Linked DNA regions of Mus musculus: region 2 is linked to region 1. A link is a contact called in ENCODE Hi-C data. All regions are on one chromosome and are shown on one strand. Each heading gives the region's core, a stretch centred on a gene start or an enhancer-like site at or near the end of the contact. The rest is flanking DNA. Distances are from core to core; before and after follow the strand shown. Region 1 overlaps Efcab12 (EF-hand calcium binding domain 12). Region 2 holds the start of Spsb2 (splA/ryanodine receptor domain and SOCS box containing 2).

Region 1 (4,882 bases), core at 1,649-4,148:
CAATTGCGAGCTCAGAGATATGGCATTGACTATTAATATACAAATTAAGGTTTGATTGTTCAGCATTTTAAAACACCATCTACAGCACACAACTAGATCATCTGTGCTGGAACAGGGGAAACTGTGTCTTAAGACTCCGCCCCACAGAAGCTAGTTGGGCCCACGTGGGCCAACGATCGGCTGGGAGGATGAGAAAAATGACTTTACAATAATGTTTTCTTTTTGGCCAAAGAATTGTTTTGGGCACAACCAATTTTTAATTACCAATTAATAACAATTATAAAAGCTTTATTTTTTGTAGAAACTTTTGTAGTAAACTAAAACCCTAAGTAATAAAAGGATATTGTCTCTGAATCTTTTGGGTGAGAGCAAGGATTTAAGGTAAACTTCAAGAAGCATTAGTTAATAAAATACTTTTCACTTAGGAAACAATATACACTGAAAGATTAAAAATCTTGGCTTCTTGTATAGAAGCAGAAACAATAACAATTTTTTCTTACATAATGTAAAGTTACATTAGCCATACCTAGAGGCAAAATTTTCTAGTGATTACAGTTCACTAGAAGCAAAACTCTTTGAATTTAAGCATTATTTTAAACATCTGAATAGATCTGCAACACTGTTAAAAAGAATTTCTCTTGAACACCGGGAAAAATCTTTCTCAGGCACTGTTTGCAAAACAAAAGAAAGGCCACAAGCTGCTCTGGGGCTGCCCAGAGCCCTGCATTGACTCAAACGTAAAATACTTTTTAATCTGAGCATCCTGGCCCTCTTGTAATAAGGACCGATTCTAGAGAAACAATATAACTGTCTACGCCTCCAAATTTTGATACTCTTTCTTAAGATGACTTACAGTTAAAACGTTCTTCACAACTTTAGTGTTGTGAAAAAATTGCCCGTACTGCAGTTTCCTGCCAGGCAGCAACTATAACCAAACTGTTTGTCTAATCTATTTACAAAGACAAACATAACTAGATAACTCTGTCACAGTTTTGTACGAAGTGAGCTGTATGAGCGCTCTCATAAGATGATTACTCTTGTAATTATCTTAATTACAGTATACAGGTGAATTAAAGATCTTAAATTTGAAGTCAAACTGCAAGCTGCAGTCAATGGAACAATAGCAGTTTTAACCATAATTTTTAAGTTTTTTGTGCAAGGTTAGGATAATACCTGTAACCTTGGGAAAGCAAAACCCAAGTTTAAAACAATTTATTATCTTTAAAATCAATATTAGAAGCATTACTATCATATTACGAAGTTTGGATGTCAATTAATACCTATGAATACCTATTAAAGCAAGCTTTAATGCTTTAATAAAGAGACATTGCTTTAAATCTTATTTTAAATTTTACTATTTAGGATACGAACCACATTAATTATTACCTAAACTAGAAATATCTTTAGAGACCCAGCCTCTTGGGCTGCCTTATGCCATGTGTCGGAAGGACTCTAAACTTGAGTTATTAAATTTAACACTAACCATCTGTAGCAATGTAACAATTATTAATCTTAACCAACAACTTATGAGCTGATTGTGAAAACACTCAGAGCACATTATCAATAAAAAAGAACCAAATGAAGCAGTTACATTTAGACCAATCAGAGAATAATAATTTTTGTAGCTACAACCATAAAAATAAAAAACACTTTACCATTGTCAAACACATTAATCATGAACCATTTACTAGCTTTTTTACTCTGAAACTTAGAGGCTGTGCACTCGCCCTTATTTCCTAAAACGAACAGTTTTTCCAGCAGGGGCCCTCTCGCCACGTGTCTGATTCCTGGCTGAAACACGTGGCTCTCGGCTTTGCAGATAAAGTTTTTTATACCATCTTTATTATCCAACACAAAACATAGAACATTCATTCATACAGACTGGACACGAACATACATGAATTGAACACGAGAACAGATTGGTGCACCGGACATTAGACAAGACACAAAAGGGAACAGAGTACTCTTGCTATAAGGCCCAGAGAGAAATTTCTCTCTGCTTTTGGGGACACTTTCCTCCCTTATGATGCATTTTTTATTAACTGGGGCAATCCGCCTATTCCTTTTAATAAACCCTTTCTTTTCTCACACCTCATGTAGCTTCGGAGAGCTACGGCCTACCGCCTATTACCCAGCTCCTCACTGCTGAACCTAAGTGAACCAGCGCTCGGGTTTAACGCTGTCTCAGCTTAGCCCATACCTTCTCCGGTATGAATTTCCCTTATCCTTTATTTTATGGAGCTCCGAACCAGCAGCGTCTCTTCCAAAAATCCTTTGCCGTTTCTCAGTCCCGCGTTGGTTCGCCAATTGTTGTGTCCGGCCAGCAGACCACAACCTGGGTTCTAGCCTGGAAAGGCATTTTGGAAACCTGGAAGAGAAGAGGGGCTAGGTGGCGAGAGAAAAGAATGTAGCCAAGACAGTTACTCTGATCAAGGCTCAAATTTTATTGTTGCGACACTAGTTATGAAGGAAGGGGGAGGGGACCCGATTCCCGCCGAATAATCTCGGGTCCAGTAGAAAGGTGCACGTGTGTGGCTCCTCAGGTTCCAGCAGTGGGCGTGGCAGAACGAATGAGCAGGAAGCTCCACCCCGAGCAAGCAGGTTTCAGGCTGGGGGAGGGGAGACTACACATGAGGGCTAGCCAATTGGAGTTAAGAGCTACCCAGATGGAACATGGCAAATTATGACTTGGTTTACTGAAGGGAACATAGATTCTAATAGCATTGAGGGGATATCTACCCGGTTCTAGTGATGATTGAGGCATTATAAATATAAAGCTTGTGTTTCTTTTATCTGGGAACAGGATAATCAAAGACAGGGTAGAAGCCCCTGCTGGAGATTGAATACTTCCTACAACAGCAGACCAGCACTTAGACCCAAGCTCTCTGGCTCAGAGCCTTTGCCCCCACCAGAGGGTGCTGTGATACCTAGGATGGTCAGACAGAATGAGGTAGATTCTTTGGAGCACATGCAGAGTGTAATAGGAATCAGACTGTAGAAAAGCCCTTGGCTTCATGTCTTCTGTTGGTGTGTGCAGGTGATGTTAGCTAACACCGTTTTCCTTACCATTGTGATGCAGTGATGCAGCCAGGCCAGGGACCAGGCACCCTGATACACAACTAGTTCCTACAACAGCCCCTTCCCTCATTTCTTCTTAGTGCTCTTCCAAAAAGGAAGTCACCCTGTAACCTTCTTCTCCCAAGGGTCCCACCACTCTTTCACCTCCATAGAAGATGACCTCGATGAAACCACCAGCAAGGTTCCTGTCTTCAAACCTGAGCTAGTCACTGCCCATTGCTTCAGGCAGTTGAAGCAGAAAGACTTCCGCCTGCCAAAGAGCCGCCGGAGGATCATCATTGTGCCTGGCACAAAGGACCAAGTGCCAGCCCGGCCCACAGTTCCGCCTGAAGCTCCCCTCCCACTCATGCCTAGCTTCAGAGTTCTGGATACTAGCGACACCCAGGAGCTACCAGTGGACAAGAAGGTCTGGCTGAATCAGAGGGCAAAGCTTCGGAGGCAGCTGGAGACATTCGGTGATGTCAAGACATGGCTGGACAATAAGCCCAACATCACATCATCAGAGTTCAGGGTTCTGTCCATGATTCGCCAGGAGCAGAAAACCCCAAAACATACCTTGATTTCAATCAGGAGAGCCAAGGTGAGAAGTCCTAATGGCCAGAAGGTGCTGAAGGCGTCAGGGTAGTTGTTGTCATTTTGTTTCCTTGGATTAGACATGACAAAGTGGTTTACCCCCATTTTACAGAGGAGCAAAACCGAGTCCCCAAAGGAAAGTGTATGAGTGATCTATTGCTGCATAACAAATACTCCAGAGTGACTTTAAAAAGAAAAGAATCAAATGACTATCATTCTATACAGCTGTGTCTGTGATTCTGGAATCTAACTAAAAGGCTTTGTCTCCATCCATATTAAGAGACTGCAGTGCAATACAGAGGACAGCCTCTGCCTCCCAAGCTTGTTCAAATGGCTTCAGTGCCTACAATAAGAAGGCTTGCTGCCCACAAAGGAAGCCTTCCAGTATGGAGAGGAGGGGAGCCAGTGCTGGTTACACCCTCGGCTCTGGTCTTGTTACTGCGTCGTAACAGGATGAGCCGCTGAGTACTGGCCGCACCATGGGAATAGAAAGAGTCCATCTTGGCAGGGGGAAAGTCAAGGACCACGTGGATGTGATTTCAAAGCACCCCGGCTGGGGCACACTAGCAGTCTGTCTTGATGATGGACACCTGTCTGCTGGCGTGGGCAGGTGATAAACCAGTGCTTGTGGGCTGATTTGAAGATCAAGGCTATCGGGTTAGGGAGAGGAGGAAGGCCACCTGTGATGTCATTGCCTAACTTGGAACCATGGTTTGTACACTAAGAATTGAAGGTCAGCCCCCCATCCTCAATAAGCCAATGAAAGTACCCTAGTAAGAACAGGGGGTAAAAATGAGATTTATTCAGTATGGCCACATTGAGAACAGGGCAAATATATGCAGTGGATCCTGACCTCCAGACCATCTTTGGGCTTCAAAGTGAGATTGAACTTTAACAAGAGGGGTAGGGATATGCACATCTAAGCAGTCCTCCTCATCTGCCCCACTCTTGCCTCTTCTAGGACAGAGCTCTCAGACATGTCCGCCTAATTGCACCACAGCTGCGGCTGCCTAAGCCCCCTGTCCTGTCTGACATGTACGCCTACCTTCGTAGTCGAAAGATCAAGATCCTAGAGATATTTAGCAAGGGGGAGCGGGGCGAGAACCAGCGCATCTCCAGGGAGGAATTTCTCATGGCTCTGAAGGCGGTAAGTATGAGCTTCCCAACGGGGCTTGGTGTATGGTCCTCCCTCCCTTCCCCAGGCTCTGCACTCCTGAGGGGCAGCCTCCTA
Region 2 (4,904 bases), core at 997-3,496, 9.0 Mb before region 1:
TCTTGTGGCCTAATCCACGCTGTACCCTCCTGAGCCGTTTCCACCGCCCTATTATGGTTGGGACCAGGCCAATCCCTTTACCACTTACAGTGGGTAGAATCAACTGTCACCAAGGTGGCTCCTAGTGAGGGGAGGGAGTAGAACTGACTGTCCCTTTGGGCCCTGACAAGTGAAATCACCTTCCATTGGTTTGGGCTGGAAACTCATGGTTGGAGCACAGGAAGTGGGCTTCGTGTCACTTTGGCCTGTCACTTAGATGGCCTTGGCTCTAGCTTCACTCCCAAGTTCTACTGGATGTCTGATGCAGAAATTCAGAGCTTTCGGGTCTGAATTCGGTATACATGAGACCCTAAGAGGCCTGGGATAGTCCCCTCCCCCACGGTGCCAAAGCCCCTGTATTGTGTTTGTGAACCATCCTACATGTAAGGGAAATAAACACCTGGGCCTGAGCTTTGTGGGTTGTCATAATTCCTTAAGACAGTGATGGGGCTCTAGCCTGGGGTGGGGGAGTGTAAAACAAAACAAAAAACAATAATGAAACAGGTTGTGACAATACATCTCATTTTTTACTTCAAAAACCTCTTTGTCCCAGGCTGCCATGGTGTTTAATATCATTTCTATATGTCTTGCTCCTGTGAGAAGGGGAGGTGAAGGGGTCCAGCCCCCCCCCCCCAGCTTCACCAGCTTTTTAAAGTTGTCTAGGCCAGCGGGTGCCTCTCCACCTGTCCCCACGGTAGGGTGCCAGCACACCCTGTACTACTGGGTCATTTGTAGAGCAGATAGCGCTTCATGGCAGGGGGCAAAGGCAGAGTGGATATTTGACCCAGCCGGGTGTCCCCCAGAGCATGGCGCACACACAGGCGGCTCAGGTGCAGAAGGGATTGTGGTTCCTCCACTGCGGAGAGAGAAGGAAGACAAGGTAAGTAAGCAACTCCAGGCATCCTTGAACTTGAGATCCTGCTCAGGCACCCTTCCTTCTTCCTCCATTTCCACCGCCACCTCAGCTGAGGGAGACCCAAAGGCTCTGAATTTGTGCATCACATCCAATAGGGATTGGGAGTGAAGCTAGATCCAAGGCCATCTAAGTGACAGGCCAAAGTGACAAGAAGCCTACTTCCTGTGCTCCAACCATGAGTTTCCAGCCCAAACCATTGCCAAGAGTAGTGATCTCCCCACACCTAGTCCGTATCTCACCTCTTCTTTCGCCCATGTAGCGGATGCGGACCTGGCACTGGCCCCAAACAGCACTTACAGAGGGATAGAGGGTCCTCCCCTTCAGTCCACGGAAGGCTGGTCCCAGGTACGTGCCCCCAATAGAGTAGCCAAGAGTCCCCTCCTCCATGTCCAGAACCACCAGCAGTCTCTCTGGCACCACTAGCTGCTCACCCTGAGGTCCAGCTGGATACTGGGGGGCCTCGAGGCCCTTACTCTGATGATACAATTTTCCCCGCCCAATATCCCAGCCCCAGGACTCGCTGTTGCTGCCCAAAAGCGCCGCATAGTGGTCAGCCTGCAGCGGGGCGAGGGCGGTGGCCACGCCCACCACGGCGTGTGTGCCCCTTTGCTCCAGGGGCCAGCTGATCTCCCAGGCGTGCAGACCTCTCGAATAGCCCCGTTTCCCCCGGACTCCATCAGTGCTCTGGGCCACAGGGCGCCGCTCAAAGCACAGACCCCCTTCCTTGACATCGATGTTCTCGGAGCAATCCTTGGGGTTCCAGCCGTGGTGCCGTTGGGCAACCAGGTCAGGAGGGGGAGCAGACAGGAGCTCCTCCAAGCCCTCGGGAGGAGAGAAGTCCGAGTACAGAGCCTGCGAGGTAGGGGTGCTGCTGCTGCCCCTTGCCAGGGCCGTCTGGCCCATGAGGAGAGCCGCTGAAGAACTTCTCAAAACAGGCTTGCTGGGGCGTCTCGCTTTTGAAAGTTGAGCTCCGGATCGTCCCCTGGAGTGGTGTGGAGACAGAAAGGACTGTTAGGCGCATCATCTTTCCCTAGGACTCCCATCCGTTCACCGGTGTATGCCAACCAGCCTGGTCTTCCCTTGGTCCCCTAACCATCCCAGGTCTATCACTCTGCTTTCACCCTATCTGTGTCGCGCCCCCCAAGTTTCTCAGGAGCTCTCTCTCCCTCAGACCTTACCGTGAACCGTCCCCTTGCTGGCTCTAACGCCGGGCCCCTACCCCGCACCTCACTGTCCCCCTAGCTCGCAGAGACCTCTGTGGAAGTACAGATAGGGAAGGCTAGAAGCGCCCCTGACCAGCCACTGCTTCCGGCTCCAGCGGGGCTGCGGACGCCCGCCCGCGCTCCGCCCCTGGGCTCTGTGGACGATTAACCCTATCGTCACCTCCCAGACCACGGCGGCCACACCACTTACCGCCTTGAGAACCCACCGGCTACAAAGAATCCAGGCAAAAAATAAGTGACGACTCCAGACGTGGACAAGCGCGCATGCTTTGTGGAGCACACTCTTTGAGTGGGTAACCTCTTGTCCCTCCCAGGACTCCCTGGCGTCAGACTCTTCAGCAGTTTATTTTTCCAAAGCCACCTGACAGCTGCGTGCCCCACCCTCCCCCCCATCCCAGACTAGAATTAACCCTTTGATGACGTCATCGCCTTGGATTCTGTGTGTGTGTGTGTGTGTGTGTGTGTGTGTGTGTGTGTGTAGACTTCTCCACTGGAGACCTTTGCTCTCTCTGCCTGAGCTAGTCATTCCTGAGGCCCTAAGATCAGTAAGCGGCCTTGACACCCTTCCTGAACTCCTGCTCCTGTGTTCAGGAGAATGTAGGGATTGAGACTACTGTCCCCTGCGGCTCCCTAGGTTGCTGAAGCCTTAGTCCTTCATCCTCCTGCTTCAGCCTCCTGAGTAATGGAACTACGAGTGGGCACGCTGTCTGGTGGATGTGTGCTTTAAGGGTTAGTTTTGAGTGTCGTTTGATCATTAGCTACATTATCATGGAGAGGTTGCTGTTGAAGTTTGACCTCCTCGAAAGCCTCTTGATAACAGTTCAAAAATCCCAAAGTGGCTGGGCAGTGGTGGTGCAACACCTATAATCCCAGCACTTGGGAGGCAGAGGCAGGCGGATCTCTGAGTTCAAGGCTAGCCTAGTCTACAGAGTGAATCTATGCCAGGGCTAGACAGAGAAACCTTATCCCAAAAAAATCCCATAATGCCACCGTGTGTGTGTGTGTGTGTGTGTGTGTGTGTGTGTGTGTGTGTGAGAGAGAGAGAGAGAGAGAGAGAGAGAGAGAGACTGTAACCTCTGCTGGCCTAGAACTCCCTATGTAGACCACGTTGAACTCAAACTCACACTGATCAGCCTGCCTCTGCCTCCTGAGTGTTGGCATTAAAGGTGTGTACCCTGTGCCCAGCCTAATTTTAACCTTGTTGTTGTTGTAGTTATTGTTGTTTGGATGGCTTTGAAATAGTCTCTTGTAGCCCATCCTAGGACAGGACGGGCTCTGTAGCCAAGAGCTGGTCTTGAATCCCTGTTTCTCTTAGCTCTGCTTTCAGATGCTAGGATTCTAAGGGTATGATTCATACCCGGCTAATTTTAACTTAATTCTGATGTGAGGCTGCTGAAATGGCTCAGCAGTTAAGAGCACGGCTGCTCTTGCAGAGGACCCAGTTCAGGTTCCCACTCCCAAGTGGAAGCTCACAAATGTGCATAAGTTCCAGTTCCAGGGAGGTTGGGTGTCTTCTGAACTGAATGTGGCATACAAACTGTGCTGTGTAGCCTTGTGTCAGCTTGACCCAGAACCTAGAGTTATCTGAAAGGAACGAACCTTAATTGAGAAAATGCCAGTTGGACATGGTGCTGCACGCCTTTAATCCCAGCACTCAGGAGGCAGAGGCAGGTGGATTTCTGAGTTCGAGGCCAGCCTGGTCTACAGAGTGAGTTCCAGGACAGCCAGGATTATACAGAGAAACCCTGTCTCAAACAAAAACAAAAACAAAAACAAAAACAAAAACAAAGAAAGAAAGAAAGAAAGAAAGAAAGAAAGAAAGAAAATGCCTTATAGCCAGATCTAGTGGTGGCATTTTCTTGAGACAGGGTTTCTCTGTATAGCCCTGGCTGTCCTGGAACTCACTCTGTAGACCAGGCTGACCTCAAACTCAGAAATCCACCTGCCTCTGCCTCCTGAGTGCTGGGATTAAAGGCCTGCGTCACCACTCCTGGCTTAGGCATTTTCTTAATTAGTTATTGATGTGAGGTTGGGGGTGGGGCACGGGGGAGCCCATTGTGGTGGTGCCATCCCTGGGCAAGGTGGTCCTGGATTCTATAAGAAAGCAGGCTGAGCAAGCCATGGTTGTATATATTTAAATCCCACACTATTAGCCCTAATAAGCCAGCTTTTCTTCCAGATTGATTTTTTTCCCCTTTTGGTTGTTTTTCAAGATAGGGTTTCTCTGTGTTAGCCCTGGCTGTCCTGAAACTTGCTCTGTAGACCAGGCTGGCCTCGAACTCATATATCCGCCTTCCTCTGCCTTCCGAGTGCTAGACCCAGCTTCTTCCAGATTCCAGATGGTTGGGCTGCCTTTGATTGGGTCCTGTTGTAAAGAGACAAGGTACCTTAGTGTGATGCATCCTAACTGAAAAAAAAAACAAAACAGATCTAAGCCACACAGAGAAAGTCCGCACTGGGCTCACTGGAACCCCAGTTCAGTTTCCATCTGACAAGCTGGCCACACTGCCCTATTTAACCAGACCCCTGTTGAGTTCGTGTGCAATATGTCTGTTATAAAACTCAACCTTTTATTCTCAGAATAGACTATTCCAGTTTTTACAGACTTATACGGAAGGTTTAGATTCAGTTAGCTTCAGCCTCGCCAGAACTAAAGCGCTAGTAAAAATGGGGTGGTGTGGAGGGGAGACTAGAACACCTGCTGAGAGACTTCTTTATAGGACAGA

What was found. Hi-C counts contacts between places; a loop is a spot of excess contacts on that map.
Region 2: a loop to region 1 is called in a map of T-helper 1 cell, with 16 times the contacts of the local background. The contact joins the promoter of Spsb2 here to the enhancer-like site in region 1. A Hi-C loop is called at or near these places in 3 of 37 maps with a recorded cell type or tissue (T-helper 1 cell, T-helper 17 cell and regulatory T cell).

What each region holds. Positions count from the first base shown.
Region 1 is chr6:115,822,033-115,826,914 of GRCm38, reverse strand. Efcab12 (EF-hand calcium binding domain 12) reads left to right here. Exons shown (of 9, transcript NM_001110506.1): 2 at 3,204-3,658; 3 at 4,613-4,798. Among named protein-coding and RNA genes, the nearest start is that of Efcab12, 14 kb to the left of the region's middle. Within about 2 kb of position 2,898, at least 1 of the 3 ENCODE cell types and tissues checked has a DNase peak (open chromatin) inside an H3K27ac peak, as active enhancers do.
Region 2 is chr6:124,806,260-124,811,163 of GRCm38, reverse strand. Spsb2 (splA/ryanodine receptor domain and SOCS box containing 2) reads right to left here and starts at 2,246. Exons shown (of 3, transcript NM_013539.2): 1 at 2,134-2,246; 2 at 1,195-1,937; 3 at 548-895. The coding sequence starts at 1,858. The coding sequence ends at 765. It overlaps Tpi1 (triosephosphate isomerase 1), which reads left to right. Exons shown (of 7, transcript NM_009415.3): 7 at 1-578.